Linked DNA regions of Homo sapiens: region 2 is linked to region 1. A link is a loop called in an ENCODE intact Hi-C map of the cell type or tissue named here. Cell type or tissue: A673. All regions are shown on one strand. Links, peaks and the distances in the headings refer to the core of each region. The heading gives the core; the rest is flanking DNA. Region 1 has its middle 72 kb from the start of XPNPEP1. Region 2 has its middle 42 kb from the start of LINC01435.

The links. A loop is a pair of places that touch in the nucleus more often than their neighbours do. Peaks named below come from ENCODE experiments on the same cell type or tissue, not always from the same donor. Only the 100,000 strongest peaks of a DNase experiment are listed, where the experiment ranks them.
Region 2: a loop joins it to region 1, with 9 times the contacts of the local background. A loop is called at or near these places in 2 of 110 quality-filtered maps.

The regions. Positions count from the first base shown.
Region 1 is chr10:109,846,788-109,857,103 of GRCh38, forward strand. No RefSeq gene overlaps it. Among named protein-coding and RNA genes, the nearest start is that of XPNPEP1, 72 kb to the right of the region's middle. In A673, for the core only: CTCF peaks have their summits at 5,852 (motif pointing left) and 6,056; a DNase peak (open chromatin) is centred at 5,824.
Region 2 is chr10:108,105,911-108,116,226 of GRCh38, forward strand. No RefSeq gene overlaps it. Among named protein-coding and RNA genes, the nearest start is that of LINC01435, 42 kb to the left of the region's middle. In A673, for the core only: a CTCF peak has its summit at 6,529 (motif pointing right); no DNase peak of the experiment used is centred there.

The sequences.
Region 1 (10,316 bases), core at 1,537-9,536:
GGGTTCTGGACACTGTAATTTACTGGGCCAAGCTTTAAGACTCTGAGCTTCCTGGTTAGAGCCCTCTCTGATGGCAGAATGTGAAAGAAGAGATGCCACAGGTTCTCAGCAGTGTCTGCAGAAGCCACAGACATAAGACTCGACTTTTCTGAAGAGGAGAGAGGAGAGGAGAAGAGAGGAGAGGGGAGGGGAGGCTTGAAACCTCCACACACTATCCACACAGTGACATAAACAGCAGTTTTATCTCCCCATTAAAACAGACCAGATGAGGTTTTATCAGGCAGCAAAGAAGTCTGGGCTGGGAGTCGGGGGAGGGAGGAGGTGGGCAGAGGGAAACGTGTAACTCACTTGTGGGACAGGACCAGAGGATGGAGCAAGGCAGCACAAACTCAAGTCAGAGTCTCCTCAACTCAGGGTCCCTATGGAATGCTGGGGAGAGGAGGATGGTGTGTGGGCTATATCCTCAGGAGGCCTCAGAACCAGAAGCAGGACCTTGAGGAGAATGCAGGGCCTCTGTTTTAAAAAGAAGGAAAGAAAAAAGAAAAGAAAAGCTTGCTGCATTGACTTCTCCGGCAGAGGGGCAAAAGGTAAAGAAAGTCTGAGAAAGAAGCAAAAATCACCTGTGCTGTTGCAAACAACACCAGTTGTGATGAGGGTTCGGTCTATCTGCAACAGCATCCATTTAACGTGAGCACCCCACAGGAAACCTTAACAAAAATGACCCTGGCTTATTCCCTGTTCTCAAGAAGCCATACAGGAGACAGAATAAACATGAAATTTTTAAAAAGGGAACCCTGGCATGCCCAGTTCTTAAGGAATAATTGTCTGGTGTGATTATACAGAGTCTGTGATGGAATCTTCCATCAAAATCTATTCAAGGAGATGTGCCTTCAAGGAAAAAGATCTCTGTTCCTCAGGAGTGCACAATTATATATGCAGCTGGATCTTCTTTGGAGCAATCCATTATAGGACAACTCCACATAAAACAAAATTATTCTCAGGCTATGTTTGCATCATTAGTTTGCAAAAGGATGTACCAAGAGTTTCTTTTAATAGATGGTGTCCTGCTCCATTCAACATAGGATTCCTTGTGAATACAACTTTTTAGAAGGCTTATATATTGCATAAAGCAAGATACATACCAGCATCTCTCCATAGTTGGTTGTTTTGCCATTGTTTCCATAGGGGGCAGTTCTGGGTTTTGTTTTGCTGTTGTTTTGGGGTTTTTTTGTTTTTTGTGTTTTTTGGCTGTTCAGCATTCAACAACACCCCCCACACCCACCCCACCGCCCATTTCTGCTAGCACCTCCATCTCCTGTTGGGGAAAATTCCCCAGTTTTAAGATCTCGGCAGAAGGTAAGTCCCAGCCCCTGCCACCTTGCACCACCTGCTCTACTAGCGGAAGTCAAGGAGGCCACACTGTTTCTCCACCACACTATGCCAGGCTTGACCAGTCAGATGTTCATTCCTGGGACTTTGAGATTTGGCCAAGTGATGTCAAGTCAGAGGGAATATTTGAAGGGACACATTCACCACGGTGACTGAAGCCTTTTGACACCAACTGTTCCTGATATCCCAACACCAATCCCACCAATAACTTTTCCTAAATCCCTCCCCCTTCCACCTTTTCTCCCTAAATATGGACAGAGTTGGTTTCTGATTCTTGCAAATGAGAATACATCTGGGAAACTGAAAAACACTGTTTCTAGCCCACATATAAAAGGGCCACAGGCCTTCCCAACAGACTCTACACCTAATACATTGCAGGTCCTTCAATAGTAGAGACCACATTTTCTGTTATCTCTTCCCATTCCACCGATGAAACAGACCAACAAAAGAGCTGGGGGACACTAACCAATATGGACTCCAAAGTCCATATTGAAACTTAGCATGAAGTTAACCGAGAAGAGGCCAAATAGAAGCATCTTAAAGTCTTCTAGAGTAGATTGGGTTGTAAATAATACAACAAGTTCATATACTAAAGTACAAGAATATAAATAACTACACTTCATGTCTGCCTCATGAGCAGACATTATGTCTTAGGTATTTAATTTTAAAGTCACGCTGAACATTATGTTTTAATTAACGAACCTTGCTTCACAAGGCAATGAGGAGCATTTCTGCCAATTAGCGTCAGATCTATCTTTCATACATATGTCCTCTAATTCCTCACTTGCACTCCGGAATGGCCCAGGGGAAATTAATGACCTCTCTTTCACTTTATGTATATGGGTTTTTCCACCCACTAGTGGCTCACTTTTTGTCACCTCCCTGCCAAAGGACATCTGGAATATCTACAGCTGCATCTGTGGATGCCATTCCTTGATGTATAATCATGGCAAATCCAATTTCCCTCATAACAAAACCATCAAGAGTGCCCCCGCAACCCCAGGTCCCCAAGCCTTTCCCCTACAACCAGGTTATGCAAGGATGTGTCCAAGTCTGCAAATGGTAGCTGCCTCCATGAGATCAGAACAGGGCGGGGGGCAACACTGCCTCTTAGATGCCAGCGCAGGCTCCAGCATCAGCCTGCCAGGTGAAATTCCTGGTTTTACTAGCTGTAAATTCCAGCATTTACTAGCTGTGCAACCTTAACAAGTCCTTTCACTCCTCTTAGGTTTAGCTTCTTTACATGGAAAATTGGACTATTAATAGTAGCCACCTTACAGGGGTGTTGGGAGGACTAAATGAAACAGCATGTGTTGCACTTAGAAAATAACCCAGCACTTAGGAAATGCTTAATAAGCGTTTGCTATTGCTCTGCCTTCAACTTTGTGAAGTTCAACTTTGTGCCTTCAACTTTGTACACTTTGTGGAGACCTTTCTATCCATCTTTACAACAATCCCATAGACCCAAAGGTTCCTAATGTTTGGGGGACTTTTTGGCTTTGCTTTGTTTGGTTTTGTTTTTTTTGCAGGCCACCCACTTGCCTTGCCAAATGCTCCATGAACCAGGTGCCCAGGATGGTAATGGGCTGCTCTAATTCATTCACATTCTCCCTCACCTGGCTGCCACCTAATCCGGTGCTACAGAGATGTAAGCAACATGTCCTATGACTCCCCTAGGAAAAGAAGGGTAGGGAATAGACAGGCAAGATCAGGGATCTGATCCCTGGGGCAGGCAGCAACACAACACACAGTGACAGGGAAGTGGTGTTAGAGAGGGGGTGAGAGGCAGTGGGTGGTCTAGGCTAGTGGCACCTCCTCTGAGGAGTCCAGCAAAAAGGGGCATGTTCCACCAGATATAAAGGAACATGCGACTCTGTAGTCGGGGGATGAGTAGAGCATAGACTTTCAAGAAATATTTGGCATCAATCAAGCTTAAGCTTCCAGGTCCTAGGAATGTAAAGATGGGGGAAGTGGGAGAGTTGGAATTAGCATTAACTGATGTCCATTTTGCTCGGATTCGAAGAAGGCCACAGTATGAGCCACTCCCATCCCTTTTTTGTTGTTGTTGTTTGCTTGTTTTTGAAATGGAGTTTCGCTCTTGTTGCCCAGGCTGAAGTGCAATGGCGCGATGTCGGCTCACTGCAACCTCCGCCTCCTGGATTCAAGCGATTCTCCTGCCTCAGCCTCCCGAGTGGCTGGGATTACAGGCATGCGCCACCACACCTGGCTAATTTTTTGTATTTTTAAGAAAGGAAGAAAGTGTGTTTCGGAGAAGCCAGGAAACAAAGTCAAGGCACATGGTGGGAAACTGGTAGGTAAGCTCCACCCCACCAAGCTAGTACCTCTGCCCTCTCAGAGTCCAGAAGCTACCAGAGGGCTGAGCAAGAAACCAAAGCTGAATTTCAGGCAAGGAAGGTAATTCAGAAGCCCAGGCCCTTTCTTAGAAGCGGGCACAAGGGGGCTGGGTGCGGTGGCTCAAGCTTGTAATCCCAGCGCTTTGGGAGGCCGAAGCAGACGGATCACTTGAGATTGGGCATTTGAGACCAGCCAGGCCAATATGGTGAAACCCCGTTTGACTCTTCTAAAAAACAAAAATTAGTTAGGTATAATGGCACACATCTGTAATCCCAGCTACTCAGGAGGGTGAGACAGGGGAATCACTTGAACCCGGGAGGCGGAGGTTGCGGAGGTTGCGGTGAGCCAAGATCACACCACTGCACTCCAGCATGGGCAACAGAGCAATACTCTATCTCAAAAAAAAAAAAAAAAAAAAAAAAAAATGGGCACAAGGGGGAAACAGGCCTGCAAAAAGAAGACTCCGAATCTGCTCAGCATTCAGCTTCACAGAGACGGCCCTGGTCCTAGAGTCTGGGCAGGGTTGGTTCTGAAGATGGGGATGAAAGGAGATCATTTTGGGGCTGGAGAGATGGGGATGCAGGAAGTAAAGCCAGGACATCATGTCAACAGGGCCAAGGTGAAAGGTATTGGCTGTGATCATGGAACAAATGAAATCTACTAGATCACCTGAGGTCTTGACAAAGATTCTTTGCTTGGCCAAACTTTAGTCCACTTTTGGAAACTTCTCCTAGGCCCAGCTATGTACTCTCTTGTAAAGTCCACTTTTAGCAAAGAATCCTAAGTCAGTTTAGCAAGAACTCCCACTCCCACCCTTGATATCAGACCATCCTCAAAATCTGATCAGGTTTCTCATCCTCCACCATCCCCCAAATGATAACTGATCCCCCTGGCCTTTCTTCAGAAAGATTCCTTTTAGGTCAGTTTAGCCAGAACCTCCTAGCCCCTGATGTTTCTTCTAAGTAATTTTCCATCCACTGACCCCACCCTGCTCCTTGGCTATAAATTGCTGCTCGCCCATGCTATGATGTATTCAAAGTTGAGCCAAATCTCTCTCCCCAGCTGCAAGACACCATTGCAGGGGTCCCTCTAGCTATCACAATGGTCCTGAATAAACTCTGCCTTACAGTGCTTTGACAAGTATCATTGAAAAAATGTTTCTTTAACAGTTTCAGCAAAGGATTTTGATCTTATCGGTGCTGAGCTCCAAACCACTGAACTAACCAGACTACCTGAGGCTACAGACTACAAAGCACAACACATGAAGAGAGAAGAAAGGATTCTGGGGTCAGAGTGAACATAAACGCCTAGTGGTATCACAGCACAAAGCCTTTGTTTAAATAGGAAATGGCACGATAGAAGGCAGCCCTTAGCCCTCCTCTTGCTATTGCAGAGAATAGAATCCTCATTAGGTTTCCTGTTTAGGACAAAGTCAGAGGAAAGTCACAGAGGGATCCATCGGAAGAGTCCCAGAGGGAAAGGGAAAGGGAAAGGAGGTGAGATCGTTGACACTGAAGACAAAAAGGCTGGGGCGACTTGCTGGCATGGTGAGCCGCCTTACACAGAGGCCAGAGGTAGGCTGTTCTGATGAAATGGATTCGCACATAACTGGGGAAGTCTGAGCCAGATACAGGCTGTGCCAATGGGACAGAGTACTGGGACCCAGCCAGGGGACACCCTAGAGAGGTTCTGTAGATGCCTTACACCTGTTCCATTGCATCATAACCATAACCTCCTCTGTACTGTAGTCACATTTGGGCATGTCAAGTCTCCGTCAAAGCACAGGCTCTGTGAGGGGCACCGTAGGATGTATCTTTCTGTTCCCATCACACCCAGCTGAGGGTCCCATCAGAGCTGGCACTCAGCCCATCTTTATTAAATGAACTCTCCCTACATTCCTGCCTACAGTCATGAGCTGGGTACAATGGCCTCTGAGAGGACACTGAGTGGCAGCCACATGAGCGCCTCCAGGTCAGTAGGAAACCTCGAGAGGGTCCTCCCCGTGTCATCCTTCTCTATAATAATCCATCCGCTTCCTCAGCTGGCTGGCCGTCTCCACTCTCTCCACAGATCCACACTGCCATCTGCTGGCAGAAGGCACAGGAGCATCTCAACGCCGCTGTGCCCGCCTTGCAGGGCGTGCAGCAATTCCCAATGCCTGATGCCCAGAGTAATGCCCTCCTAACCCTTGGCATGTGACAGTGTCAGCCGTAGAAACTTCAGGCTCTGTTCCTTGTGACTTCCCAAGCATCTCCCTGTACTCATCCTCCCTTTCTTCACAAATTGTTCTCTAGTTCAGAAACGTGTCTTCCTCCACCATCCCACCTGGGCATACTGCAGACTCCTTTGACCCTGGGTTAGAGAAAAGAGAGCACAGAAGAGAGCCAGACACCTTCCACTTCGCAGCTCAGCCCTTCTCTAAGGCACTTCACTACAGATCATGATGCCCGAGCAGGCTTGGTTAGATTTTCTATAGTGAGATCTGTGATTTGTTTGTTTCACATTTCAACAACTCAGAAATGAGGATGCATCTTAGAGTCATGAGGTCTCGTGTGAAAACTTTGACACCTTCTGGAGAGATCAAGAAGCACGAGCATTAACGTGTCTCACTTTAAATAGGTGAAGTGCATGATGTGTGAATTATATCTCAATAAGGCTACACTTAGTTTTGTTTAAAGCTGTCTCAGGTTGGGTTGGGGAACATGGATGTATACACAAAGCTAACATTCAAGGATACACTCTACAGGAGCTTTCTCTTTCCATCCTCATAGCCTAATGAGGAGACATCGCCGCTAACCTCACATTACAGAGCAGGAAATGGGGGCTCAGAGAGGCTGTGCTCTTGCCCAGGGACTCACAGCTGGTACACAGTGCCATCTGCTTTAGAACCCATGTTCTAAACCACTATATACTCTTCTTTCACATGTTACTTCTATAAAGGAAAAATAAAAGAAAAATTTCTGTTGTAAGACAACAAACTTTCTTTTTTGATTTAAAAAAAAAAAAGTTATGGTAGGAAGTATCCAAGATGTCCTCCAATAGGTGAATGTATAAACAAACCTTGTGTATCTGTAACAAGAACATTATTCCATGATAAAAAGAAATAAGCTAACAAGCCATGAAAGGACATGGATGAACCTGAAATACATATTGCTAAGTGACAGAAGCCAGCATGAAAAATTCTACATGCTGTTTGATTCCTATTATATGGTATCTGGAAAAAGCAAAACTATAGAGACAGTAAAAAAAAAAAAAAAAAAAAAAAATCACTGGTTGCCAGGACCTTACGGGGAAATAGGAGGTTGAAATCAGGGAAGCCCAGGGGATATTTTTTTCAGGTGGTGAAACTATTCTGTATGATTGTGTAATTGTGGATACATGACACTATGCATTTATCAAAACATACTGAACCTTACAGCACACAGAGTGAACCATAATGTATGCAAATTGAAAAAAAAAAACCATTTAGGAGGTCAAAGGAATCCCAGGATGGAATGCAGTATGTGATAAAATGATCTAACTATATTAAAATGTATGAAACTGTAATACCTTACTGAAAGAAGGGGAGGGGGTGAGAAGGAAGGTGCTGACCTAAGCAACTTTGGAAATAAATGAGTGGAGTCTGTAAAACCGAAGCAAAAATAATTGCATATAAACACTATACTCGGCCGGGTGTGGTGGCTCATGCCTGTAATCCCAGCATTTTGGGAGGCCGAGGCAGGCGGATCACGAGGTCAGCAGAACGAGACCATCCTGGCTAACAGGGTGAAACCCCATCTCTACTAAAAAATACAAAAAATTAGCCAGGCGTGGTGGCTGGCACCTGTAGTACCAGCTACTCGGGAGGCTGAGGCAGGAGAACGGCGTGAACCCGGGAGGCGGAGCTTGCAGTGAGCGGAGATGGCGCCACTGCACTCCAGCCTGGGCGACAGAGCAAGATTCCGTCTAAAAAAAAAAAAAAACCACCGTACTCAAGTTGATAAAGCTGTTCCCCACAGTATACAGGTTAGCAATCTTAACACTGCTACACATGTACACTAGAATTAAGCAATTAAGTGAAATATAAGTGAAATGGATGGCGGATGGTGGGAGCCAAGTTCTCACTGATGAAGTAGGAAGTCACAGAGAAGCAAGGGGAGATGATCATGAATTAGAGTTGGAGACATCAGTGTGAACTCATGTTTAGTTTAATATAGAAACAGATGGTTACATATAGAAACACTGAAAGATAGTTGTGTGTGTATATATATATATACATATACATATGCATACCTCTTTGTCCTTGCTCTCAGCTGAGACGGCCTAGCAGCAAGGACAAGCCAGTAAGAGAACCTATCTAGTGCTCAGATCTTGGTTTTATTTATTTATTTATTTATTTATGAGATGGAGTTTCACTCTTGTCATCCAGGCTGAAGTGCAGTGGCATGATCTTGGTTCACTGCAACCTCCACTTCCTGGGTTCAAGTGATTCTCCAGCCTCAGCCTCCCGAGTAGCTGGGATTACAGGTGCCCACCACCAGGCCCAGCTAATTTTTGTATTTTTAGTAGAGACAAGGTGTAATTTTTGTATTTTTAGTACAGACAGGGTTTTGCCATGTTGGCCAGGCTGGTCTCGAACTCCTGACCCCAGGTGATCTGCCCGCCTCGGCCTCCTAAACTGCTGGGATTACAGTTGTGAGCCACCATGCCCAGCCTGGATCTTGGTTTTAAATACCTTTCTCCGGTAAAAGGCACTAGAGCTTCTTAAAGAAATGATTGATTCTAGAATTGGAGCAGGAAATACACAAGATGAGCCTGGAGCAATTTGTAGTGCCAGAAAGTAAAGAAGTGCTTACAACACACACACACACACACACACACACACACACACACACGATGGGATATATCAAAGGAACACAGGAGACAGCTGAAAGAGCCCTCAGTGGCCAAAGCTGGAACAATTTAAAGAAAGCAGTATTGATTATAATCCAAAGTATAAAATAAATATCTGCAAGCCTATACAAATATGAAAAAATAAAAGAATGTGGAAAAAGAGACAAATCTGTGCAGAAGCATTCTAAATAATTTACATATATTCTGTGCCCTCAAGAAAGTTGAACATAACTTCCACTCCTTAAGTATGGGCTACACGTAGTGACTTTCCAAGAATACAGGATAAGCAGGGGGTTGAAAGAGTCACTTTCCTATGGAGAAATATGACAAACACTGCCTCAGCCAGATGATCAAGGTTAACCTCATCAGTCAAAAGCCATGTTGATAGTATGTACCCTTGACATGATGTGACAAAAATGGCACTTTACCTCCATCGACTTCCGCCTATAAAACTAAAACCACAGTCTAATCATGAGAAAAATATTTAAAATCCCAATATAAGGATATTCCACAAAATATTTGACCAGTATTCCTCAAAACTGTCCAGGTCATCAAAAATGAAGAAAATCTAAGAAACTGTCACAGCCTAAGAAGACAGGACAACTAAATATAATGAGGGACTCCGGATGGGATTCTGGAAGAGAAAAAGGACATTAGCTAAAAACTAGGGAAATCTGAATAAAGTGCAGCCTTTAGTTACTAATACTGCGATAACATTGGTTCGTTAATTGTGACAGATGTACTATACTAAGATCTGAATAATAGTGAAAACTAGGTGTGGAGCATAAAGAAACTCTCTGTACTTTCTTCGCAGTAAATCTAAAACTGTTCTAAATAATAAAGTTTGTTTTTAAAAATAATGATATAGGAAATTTGGGAGGTATTTGGGAAGGAAGAAATAAGGGACAATAAATAGAGAATTCAAAACAGAATTGCACATCTCCTTCTTGTTTAAAAATATAGGTGCCCTGTCACGATAAACAACTAACATTTACTGAGAGCTGATTACATGCCTGACAGCATGCTAAGTGATTTGTGCATATTATTTCTTTTAATCCTCACAAATATGCTGTCAGAATATACCATCACCCTCATTTTGTAAAGGATGAAACTGGAGGTCAGAGAAGATACATAATTTACCCAACCAAGGTCACCAGCTAGGAAGTAATGGGACTGAATTCAATTCTGCTCCCATCATCCATTCTGTTGTAAACTTGTTTGGAATGTCTTCATCAATTCTTAAATGTATCCATCAATAAATATTTATTGAGTAGCTCTTATGTGCCTGGTCCTGAGCAATAGCTGGGGCTGGGCCCCAAGGAACTACAAGTCTAGTTGGAGAGACATGGGAAAGGTTAAATTTCATAAAGAGAAAGTCAATTACAGTTTGTGAAGAAAATGAATGCCAGCAAAACTTAGAGCAAGGACTTGTAGCTGGAATAATTGGGAAACACTTCATGAAGAAGCTATGTGGGAATTGCACTAGATTCTAAAGATGGGAAGGAATTCAAAGTTGAAGGACAGGAGGAAGCCCTCCAGGAAGAAAGGCTGGAGCCAATGACTGTACCTATCTGCCTGCAGAATAGGTGTTAAGGAAGTAGCGCAATCCACCTGGTGCAAACAGCCCTGGCCTGAGAGCCAGGAGACCAGAAATTGATGTGAAGTTGGTCTTAGCCTTCAATCTGGACCTCATATGGTTC
Region 2 (10,316 bases), core at 1,539-9,538, 1.7 Mb before region 1:
CCAAAGGTATAGAATACTCTATTGCATGGATAGTAACTAGTGGTTTGTCTGGATGCTCAAACTGGAAAGAAAGAAGACAATGGAAATATTGGTGATCAAAGGGTCTAGAGAATAAGTATGCCCATGCTTACAGAAGAGTATTCTCGGCTTGGAGGAAATCTCAGAAATCAACTGGTTACGATGAACTACTCAATGAGCGCCATTTAGCCTCTCTTCCTAGGCCTCCTTTTCCCTGCCCAATGGGCTCATGAATAAATCAGCCACAGTGGTAGAACTATAGTTTATTCATGGTCTCAAGAGACTTGGACTTCACTTCATCAAGGTTAATCTTGTTACAGCTACCATTGACACTTCAGCCTGCCAACAGTACAGATTAACACTGAGCTCACAATTATCCAGGGTGACCATGGAGCCACTGAATGACTAGCTGATTACACTTGAGTATTTCCATATGAAAGGAACAGTGTATTGTTCTCAATGGAATAAGCATTTATTTTGGAAAACGGATGTGCGTTTCTGACTATAATGATTCTCTGAAAATAAAATTTTATAGGATGCCTTAATTACTGTCATGCATGCCACCTAGCATTGCTTCTTATCAGGGAACGCATTTTATAGAAAATGAGTGTAGTCGTGAATTAAAAATCGGAATTCATGGTCTTATCCCATTCTACATAATCATAAAGCAAACTGGTTTGACACAATAGAGGGGTGACCATTTAAAATGCATTGATGGCATCAGAGGGTGACAACACTTTGAGGCTCTAAGGTAGGTCTTCTAGGATTTGTTATGTTCTCCAAATCTGTGATCGATAAACAGTACTCTTTCTCCCATTTCCAGAGTTCCAGGATCCAAGGAGGAAGGGAGGCAGATAATGGGTATTACTCTATTGCTCCTGCCTGATCATCCACTAGAAAAAAATTTCCTGCCTACTACACAAATTTAGGTCCTGCTTGCTTAGAGGATTTTGGTACCAACGGACAGAAACTTCCAAAACAGTAAACAATAAAACGATTTTATTTAACTGGATGCAGATGCTGCCATTTAGCAACATTGGTCTTTTCATGCCAGTGAACCAGTAGGCAAAGAAGAGGGTTACTTTACTGTTTGGGGTAATTGATCCTGATTACCAAGGGAAAATTGGACTGTTTCTGAAAACATGGAGTTAGAAACTAATATGACTGGAATATGTAATGTCCTATGGCCTCCTACTTGATATTACTATTTTAAAATGTTAATAATAAACTTCAATAACGAAACATAGGCAAGACTTCTAATAGCACAGGTATTTCAGGAATAAAGGTTTGAGTCTTCTCATCGGATACGGAATTATGACAGTATATCTTAGTTTGTTTGTGTTATTAATGGAACATCTAAGGTATTAAAATGCCATTAACTAATAAAGCATACAAAGGACAGGGCTGCAACAGGCAAGCCCTAGGCTAAGTTTTGTTCATGGTTTGTTGAGTTTTATGCTGAATAATATTAATGACTTGATATGATATCAATTAATGTCTTAACATGACAATTATAAAGTGATTATAATTAAATTCCCAAAATAAACTATATAAGCAAATAGAATATTAAACAACTAAGTTGCATAATATATCAATAGAAACCTTGCATAAGGAATAATTAATCAAATTACACACCAAAAAATGTTAGACTTGTTAGAAAACCTTCACATTGTCCCTTTTCACAGTAAGAAGGATGAGACCTCAGCCACTAAGCAGTGACTCTGTCCTACTTCCTTACCCAGTGCAAGCGTGCCTTAAGGTTTTGGTAGTTGTATGATACTACTGAATTCTGAGCCTCTTATGAATGTAGATTTTTTTCTTAGTTATACCACTTATTAAGCAAGTACTATACTAAACACTTCAGATGCCTCGTGTCACTTAATACTCTTAAGAACTCACTAAGAGGTATTATGTTCCCATTTTAGAGATGGAAAATTGAGTTTCACCGAGGTAAGGTAATTTGTCTGTATTCTAACAGCAGAAGTGGTGGAGCCAGGATCTAAAACTCGGTCTCACTGATTTCAAAGCCTTCCTTTTTTTCCTACCACCTTCTATTTGCTTGATAGTCACCTTCTTCCCTTATTTATTAGAGCTTCTCTTACTAAGCTTCTAGATTCTATGAGACAGACATAGTAGACTATCTAGGGCTTTCAATTGAATGGTTGACTCTAGACAAGCATTGTTCAACAGATATATAATGAGAGATTCATATATAATTTAAAATTTTCTAGTGGCCACACTGAAAAAAGTAAAAAATAAGAGTTAATATGAATTTCCATATATTTTATTTAACTCAACAATCCAAACGTTATCATTTCAACATGTAATCAGTATAAACCTATTAATATAAGGCATATTACACTTACAGCATCCACAGAACTAGCTCCATTTCAAATGCTCTATAGCCACTTGTGGATATTATATTGGTTAGTGTAGCTCTAGACTAAACATTAAACAGGAAGTCTGATTATATTGCCCCTTATAAGTGAAGTCTTGGAGAAGGAGAGGGTAGGTGTGCGATGGAATAGGTTGTTCAAAAAGTCCGCCACTAAACATAAAAAATTAGCTGATTTTGCCTTTATCTTAATTGACTGATTTGTCATTTATGCCATTCACAGGCATAAACTGCACAAAGCTCTGAGAATAGATAGTGTTAAAGTGAAAATGCACTTGACAAAGTTAAATAGGCAAGAAAAACTATCTAAGACTATTGCAATAGGGAAAGAGATTGATTTCTGCTCTGCTGAAACAAAGGTTGGAGTTTTTAAGAGCTGCAGTTGGAGGATCATAGGCTATCAGGGTTTGCTAATTAGCCTTACCCTAAAGAAAAGTTAATTACTCTTATCTTTATAGCAAGAGGTAGTTATTCAACTTTGAGCAAGACACCTAAGAAAGTGAGACTCCTTCCTCCCATAGAGACTGGAAGGTGTACCATCATCTTTAGGGATCACATTGCAAACGCATAACTCCTAGGTCTTTAATAAAGATTTCCCCTGGGTCCTGTAACTGGCAAGAGTCTTTTAAGGCAATTCATATACAATTCAAAGGAGGTAGAGAAAGAATTTACAATGACAACTTTTCTAAATAAATACTCTAAGACAAGGGAAACAAAGGGGCTACAGTCAGGAGGATACCTGTTTAAAGTTTTGTTAAACCAGTGTGTCTTTTAAGGCTGTTTTGGTCAATAACTTTTCACACCCCCCTTTTACCCTCAATCCTGATGAACAAAAAACTTTCCTTCATCAAAGTCACATTTGCCAAAACTTCATAACTGTTTAAGTGCCCAAAAGGTATTCCTGAGGGCTTCATAGATTTAAGGTTTTTAAGTTTGTTTGTTTGTTTTAACAAGAAAATTTCTTTATCTTTCCATGTTGGTCATAAGGGAAGTCTGAAACAACAAAGAGCTTAGACAGTAAAAGAAACCCTGCAGTTTCTCTTTTCTCTCTCTGCCCTCAGATATCTATCAATAATCAAATTTGAGAGAAGAGAGATTGTGGGAGGTCCAGCCTAAATCAAAACCCACAAAAGCAATCAGAGAACACAGTAAGAAAAGCAAGAAGAGGAACGAGGCACTGAGGGGAGTGAGGAAAAGGAAAGATAATGAAGTGTAGTTTCCTTGTACCAAGGAGAACAGAAGAAAACTCCAGTAAACTTAAGTGCAGCATATCTGATAGCGTGCCCGGTGAAGGGTATGACTGTTGATCACTAATACACTGTATCATTGATGTTGAGGTGGAGTGCTATCAGGAAGAGAATTCAACTATCAAGAGAAAATTCCCTTCTTTATTGTTCCAGACGTTTGAGTCAACTGACATCAAAATATTCTTTTTCTATAACTTATGGGAATATATACTGTTCTGGGCAATTGAGAATACCCAATTGAAAATTGGAGAGAAAAGATGAACAGCAAGACGATTGTTGATCATGGTAATAGGCAGAAAATATGAAGCTGCAAAGGATTAGTTGGAAGTATTTTCATCAAATTGAAATATCCTCTGGATCTATATCCATAAAGACTACTATAGTGAGAGAGAAAGAGACAGTAACATGACTAAGTTCTTTTGAATTTCTTTATGTAAGAGATGTCATGAGAAGGTAACTGCATGGGGTTTAGAAATTAGATGTCATTTCAAGCGGTTTTCATTCTTCAATAACAAGGTTTTTTTTTGTTTTGTTTTGTTGTTGTTGTTGTTGTTTTTTGAGACGGAGTCTCGCTCTGTCGCCCATGCTGGAGTGCAGTGGCGGGATCTCAGCTCACTGCAAGCTCCGCCTCCCGGGTTCACGCCATTCTCCTGCCTCAGCCTGCCTCCTGAGCAGCCGGGACCACAGGCGCCCGCCACCATGCCCTGCCCGGCCAACTTTTTGTATTTTTTAGTAGAGACGGGGTTTCACTGTGTTAGCCAGGATGGTCTCGATCTCCTGACCTCGTTATCTGCCCGCTTCAGCCTCCCAGAGGGCTAGGATTACAGGAGTGAGCCACCGCGCCCGGCCAAGATTTTTTACTTGTATGAAAGGAAACACATTAGTTATTGCAGGGGACAGACACTGACCCTGCAGGTTGGCTAACTACTCCGATTTCCTACATGTGATAAAATCACTCAGCAGTTACACCAACCTTGGATAGCTGATATTTGGATTTCATTTGATGTGGAAAACAATCTCCTGAAGGTTTAAGTCTGTACAGTCAGAAATTTTGTTACTTGCAGCTAGAGACATTCCGCATTAATATAACTTCTAAGCCTACCGTACTTACAACTAAATGTCGGAGGCCATGGTGAATTTCCTTTGCTTAAATTTAAAATAAAAATTAAGAGAGTTACTGATCAATTAATGAGTTTTCCATGTGCTTCAGGTAAAAATGAGGGAAGTATTCTACCTTCCTGTTCTCTTAGTTTTCCTGATGATTAGCCTGTCCACTCTCTATCATTCACCCACTCTTGAGGAAATAGAAATCATATAATTCCATTGATGCAGGACAGACGAACCCCAAAATTGGTGCTTAGACCAGAAGGGTTCTTGGCTTTGCCCAGGACAGAATTCAAGGGTAAGCCGGCAGTGTTAGACAGCAACTTTTATTGAAGTGGCAGTGTACAATAGCAGCAGAGGCTACCCCATAGGCAATGTGCCCAGAGTAGCAACTCAGAGGCAGTTCTGCAGTCATATTTATACTCACTTTTAATTACATGCAAATTAAAAAGCAGATTATGCTGACATTTTTAGCAAAAGGCTAGTAATTTCTGGGTCAGTGGGTCATTGCCATAGAAAGGGGGATTAACTTGTAGGTTTTGCCATGGCCATGGTAAACCGACATGGCACACTGGTGGTGTGTCTTAATGCCAAGGTGCTCTCTCCTCTTCCTTATTTAAGCTAGTCCTAAATTTGGTCTAGTGTTCAAGCTCCATCTCCAGAATTCAGTCCTGCCTCCTACTTCATTCCCCTCTCAGAGATTAGAAGCTCCTTAATATAAAGGGGCTGTAGAAGGGTAGAGGTCCAACTTCTGTAACTCTTCCTGCTAATTTTATGGGCATAGACCATGCCTACCACTGAAGAGTAAATATTTCCGCCTACCTGATCTTAGGATCCCAGAGACAGAATGCTTTCATTCTTCAGGTCAGAAAGTTGGAGGGGTTGGAAGCCTTTTGCCAACATTGTCTTCACCTGGAACTGTTGTAATCTAGAAGACACAAACTTTATTAAGAGGTTAAACAAACAAGGGCCAAAGATAAGTAATAACGAGATAGTTATTAAAAGCCCTAGGAGAGGTAAAAACCACATGAGACTTGCGAAGGCACTTTTGATAGTCAACCAGATATAGTTGAGGTCAATGCCCTGGTTATATCTATGTAACAAGGTAGCTTGTGCACAGATATTTGAATGTTAACCTCAATCTGTCAGAGTTGTTAATATATGTGCATCAATTTTATTAATAACTCACAGACTCTACCTCGTGTGGCTAGTAAATAATACAATGACAGTCTGTTATCGAGATCTACATTTGCCAAAGAGTCTAGGGACTCTCGAATTCTCTTTACTGCCTGACCTGTGTTGATGGCTAAGGATTCTTGGGGTTAAATCAAATTTTCAGGATTGATTCATGGTAAACAAAGCTGCCCAATGGTGCTGCTAGTTCTAGTGCCACCTCAATTCCTGTCAGAATTATTCCTAGGGTTCATTTACTTCTGGTATTTTGGGGTCTTATGAGGTTATACACTGTGACCCTTGGAGGGGTAAGGGTGGCTAATGTATATTCACCTGTGTTCCAAGGTTTTGATATACAAGAGAAAGGTACTATAAAAGAACAAGTGGCTCCCTGGGAATTCGGGCAGGTATGGAGTGTGAATTTTTCCCACTGATGGCCACAAATGAAAGCAAGGCTAGTTGGGGCACAAATAGAAGCCCTAAGGGGTGTGATATCTATCCTTTGATGCTAAGCTGGGTCTTTGGAGATATTCTTTCCTGTTCCAACGGGGATGGCTGAATAACCTTTGTTTTCCAGAAGAGGGCAGTACTCCCACCTTCCCAGATTAGTCAGCTGTTTTTGTTTGTTTCTCTGTTTTTTTTCCTGTATGTTCTGATCTGGGTGAAGACACCATATATGGTTTCCTCACCCATAAAGGGGTCCTATTTATCTTGCTATGGTATTGGGAACTAGAGTTGGATCAAAGTATTGCAAGAAAACCTCCACTTTTGTGTCATTAACACAGCAGTGAGTTCAAAAGATAGAATGATTAGTGCACTGGAAATATAGATACCCAACTTTCCAGGTCCAGATAATAGTGGTGGTGGGGTTCTGACGGAATCCATTAAGTGGGGAAGAGTTTCATCTAGCAAGTAGGGGCCTGGGGAGATGTCCATGAGATTTTATGGATAAGCCAGAAGATGGAACTATCTATCCTGGGGATGTTGATAAACCTATCAACCATGAAGATGATTCCCTGATGCTATATTTTTTGAAACACTTAAAATAGAGTTTTGTTTTCATACATACTGGATCAGGATAATTGGGAAAGCAAACAGGATTAATAGTGATAGCATGGTGTCCAGATGGGCCGTAGAGTGACCTCTATACCCACGGACAAGAAAGATGTTTCCCAGGAGAAGGCAGATGCCGAAAGCAATAGAAAAGAAGTATTATAGCCAGGAAGGAAATAAAAATTAATGCTCCTGTTTCCATCCACAGCATCACACTATCACTTCTGACTGAGTGTTGATTCTTTTAAATATAAATCTTTCAAAGGTTCACAGTTGTAGATCATGGTATCCTCTCTTTGTACCTGTGACTCTTGAGACACAGATTTAATATTTGATAGGCGTACATAAGTAATTATTTCCTGACATTGTACAGTGGTGGGGGAATTTAACAATGCCTGATAGGGGTATTTCCATTTTGGTTATAATTGATCCTCAGCAGATTCTTCTTGTTAGTAAGACTAAGTCTCCTGGTTGAACATGGGAGCTGTTCTTTTCCTTTGTGGGGAAGGGCAATATTTTATTTTCATCTTGAAGGACCTTTTGAAGCTGGCCTAATTGACAAAGAAAAAGGGGAAGGTATAGTGAGGTACGTCTAACCCCTCTGTTTCTCACTGTGGCCTGAATTAGGTTTTTGGGTTTCTTTGGGATTCTCTTTGGCCAAGAGGGAGGTGTCCATTAAGTCTGTTGGGGAGCTATAGATTTTAATTTTTTTGTTCAGATTCTCCCTTTTTTTTTTCAAGGTGTGCCAGAGCGAGTATTGATGGTCAAGGTTTTATTTTCTCTCATACTGATGCTGGGGTGGTGTGCTACCTGCTCTAAATCCGTCATGTTCCTCAGAGGGACCCCCATGGCCAAGAGACTTGGAGCCAAAAGACTGACTTTATAGCCAATTAAACAGTCTAGAGCAGGTGGGAATGGAGGTGGGCAGGCACTTATTAGCCCTTAAAACCATTTTAAGCAATGAAAGAGTCCAAAATTAAAGCCAATATTAAAGTTACACCTGAAGAAAAACCAAGAGCATAGAATTAAGCTATATTGAACTAGGGAGGAGCCAAGACGGCCGAATAGGAACAGCTCCGGTCTACAGCTCCCAGCGTGAGCAACGCAGAAGACGGGTGATTTCTGCATTTCCATCTGAGGTACCCGGTTCATCTCACTAGGGAGTGCCAGACAGTGGGCGCAGGCCAGTGGGTGCGCGCACCGTGCGCGAGCTGAAGCAGGGCGAGGCATTGCCTCACCTGGGAAGTGCAAGGGGTCAGGGAGTTCCCTTTCCGAGTCAAAGAAAGGGGTGACGGACGCACCTGGAAAATCGGGTCACTCCCACCCAAATATTGCGCTTTTCAGACCGGCTTAAAAAACGGCGCACCACGAGACTATATCCCACACCTGGCTTGGAGGGTCCTACGCCCACGGAATCTTGCTGATTGCTAGCGCAGCAGTCTGAGATCAAACTGCAAGGTGGCAGCGAGGCTGGGGGAGGGGTGCCCGCCATTGCCCAGGCTTGCTTAGGTAAACAAAGCAGCCGGAAAGCTCGAACTGGGTGGAGCCCACCACAGCTCAAGGAGGCCTGCCTGCCTCTGTAGGCTCCACCTCTGGGGGCAGGGCACAGACAAACAAAAAGACAGCAGTAACCTCTGCAGACTTAAATGTCCCTGTCTGACAGCTTTGAAGAGAGCAGTGGTTCTCCCAGCACGCAGCTGGAGATCTGAGAACAGGCAGACTGCCTCCTCAAGTGGGTCCCTGACCCCTGACCCCCGAGCAGCCTAACTGGGAGGCACCCCCCAGCAGGGGCACACTGACACCTCACACGACAGGGTATTCCAACAGACCTGCAGCTGAGGGTCCTGTCTGTTAGAAGGAAAACTAACAAACAGAAAGGACATCCACACCGAAAACCCATCTGTACATCACCATCATCAAAGACCAAAAGTAGATAAAACCACAAAGATGGGGAAAAAACAGAACAGAAAAACTGGAAACTCTAAAACGCAGAGCGCCTCTCCTCCTCCAAAGGAACGCAGTTCCTCACCAGCAATGGAACAAAGCTGGATGGAGAATGATTTTGACGAGCTGAGAGAAGAAGGCTTCAGACGATCAAATTACTCTGAGCTACGGGAGGACATTCAAACCAAAGGCAAAGAAGTTGAAAACTTTGAAAAAAATTTAGAAGAATGTATAACTAGAATAACCAATACAGAGAAGTGCTTAAAGGAGCTGATGGAGCTGAAAACCAAGGCTCGAGAACTACGTGAAGAATGCAGAAGCCTCAGGAGCCGATGCGATCAACTGGAAGAAAGGGTATCAGCAATGGAAGATGAAATGAATGAAATGAAGTGAGAAGGGAAGTTTAGAGAAAAAAGAATAAAAAGAAATGAGCAAAGCCTCCAAGAAATATGGGACTATGTGAAAAGACCAAATCTACATCTGATTGGTGTACCTGAAAGTGATGCGGAGAATGGAACCAAGTTGGAAAACACTCTGCAGGATATTATCCATGAGAACTTCCCCAATCTGACAAGGCAGGCCAACGTTCAGATTCAGGAAATACAGAGAACGCCACAAAGATACTCCTCGAGAAGAGCAACTCAAAGACACATAATTGTCAGATTCACCAAAGTTGAAATGAAGGAAAAAATGTTAAGGGCAGCCAGAGAGAAAGGTTGGGTTACCCTCAAAGGGAAGCCCATCAGACTAACAGCGGATCTCTCGGCAGAAACCCTACAAGCCAGAAGAGAGTGGGGGCCAATATTCAACATTCTTAAAGAAAAGAATTTTCAACCCAGAATTTCATATCCAGCCAAACTAAGCTTCATAAGTGAAGGAGAAATAAAATACTTTACAGACAAGCAAATGCTGAGAGATTTTGTCACCACCAGGCCTGCCCTAAAAGAGCTCCTGAAGGAAGCGCTAAACATGGAAAGGAACAACTGGTACCAGCCACTGCAAAATCATGCCAAAATGTAAAGACCATCGAGACTAGGAAGAAACTGCATCAACTAACGAGCAAAATCACCAGCTAACATCATAATGACAGGATCAAATTCACACATAACAATATTAACTTTAAATGTAAATGGACTAAATTCTCCAATTAAAAGACACAGACTGGCAAGTTGGATAAAGAGTCAAGACCCATCAGTGTGCTGTATTCAGGAAACCCATCTCACGTGCAGAGACACACATAGTCCCAAAATAAAAGGATGGAGGAAGATCTACCAAGCAACTGGAAAACAAAAAAAGGCAGGGGTTGCAATCCTAGTCTCTGATAAAACAGACTTTAAACCAACAAAGATCAAAAGAGACAAAGAAGGCCATTACATAATGGT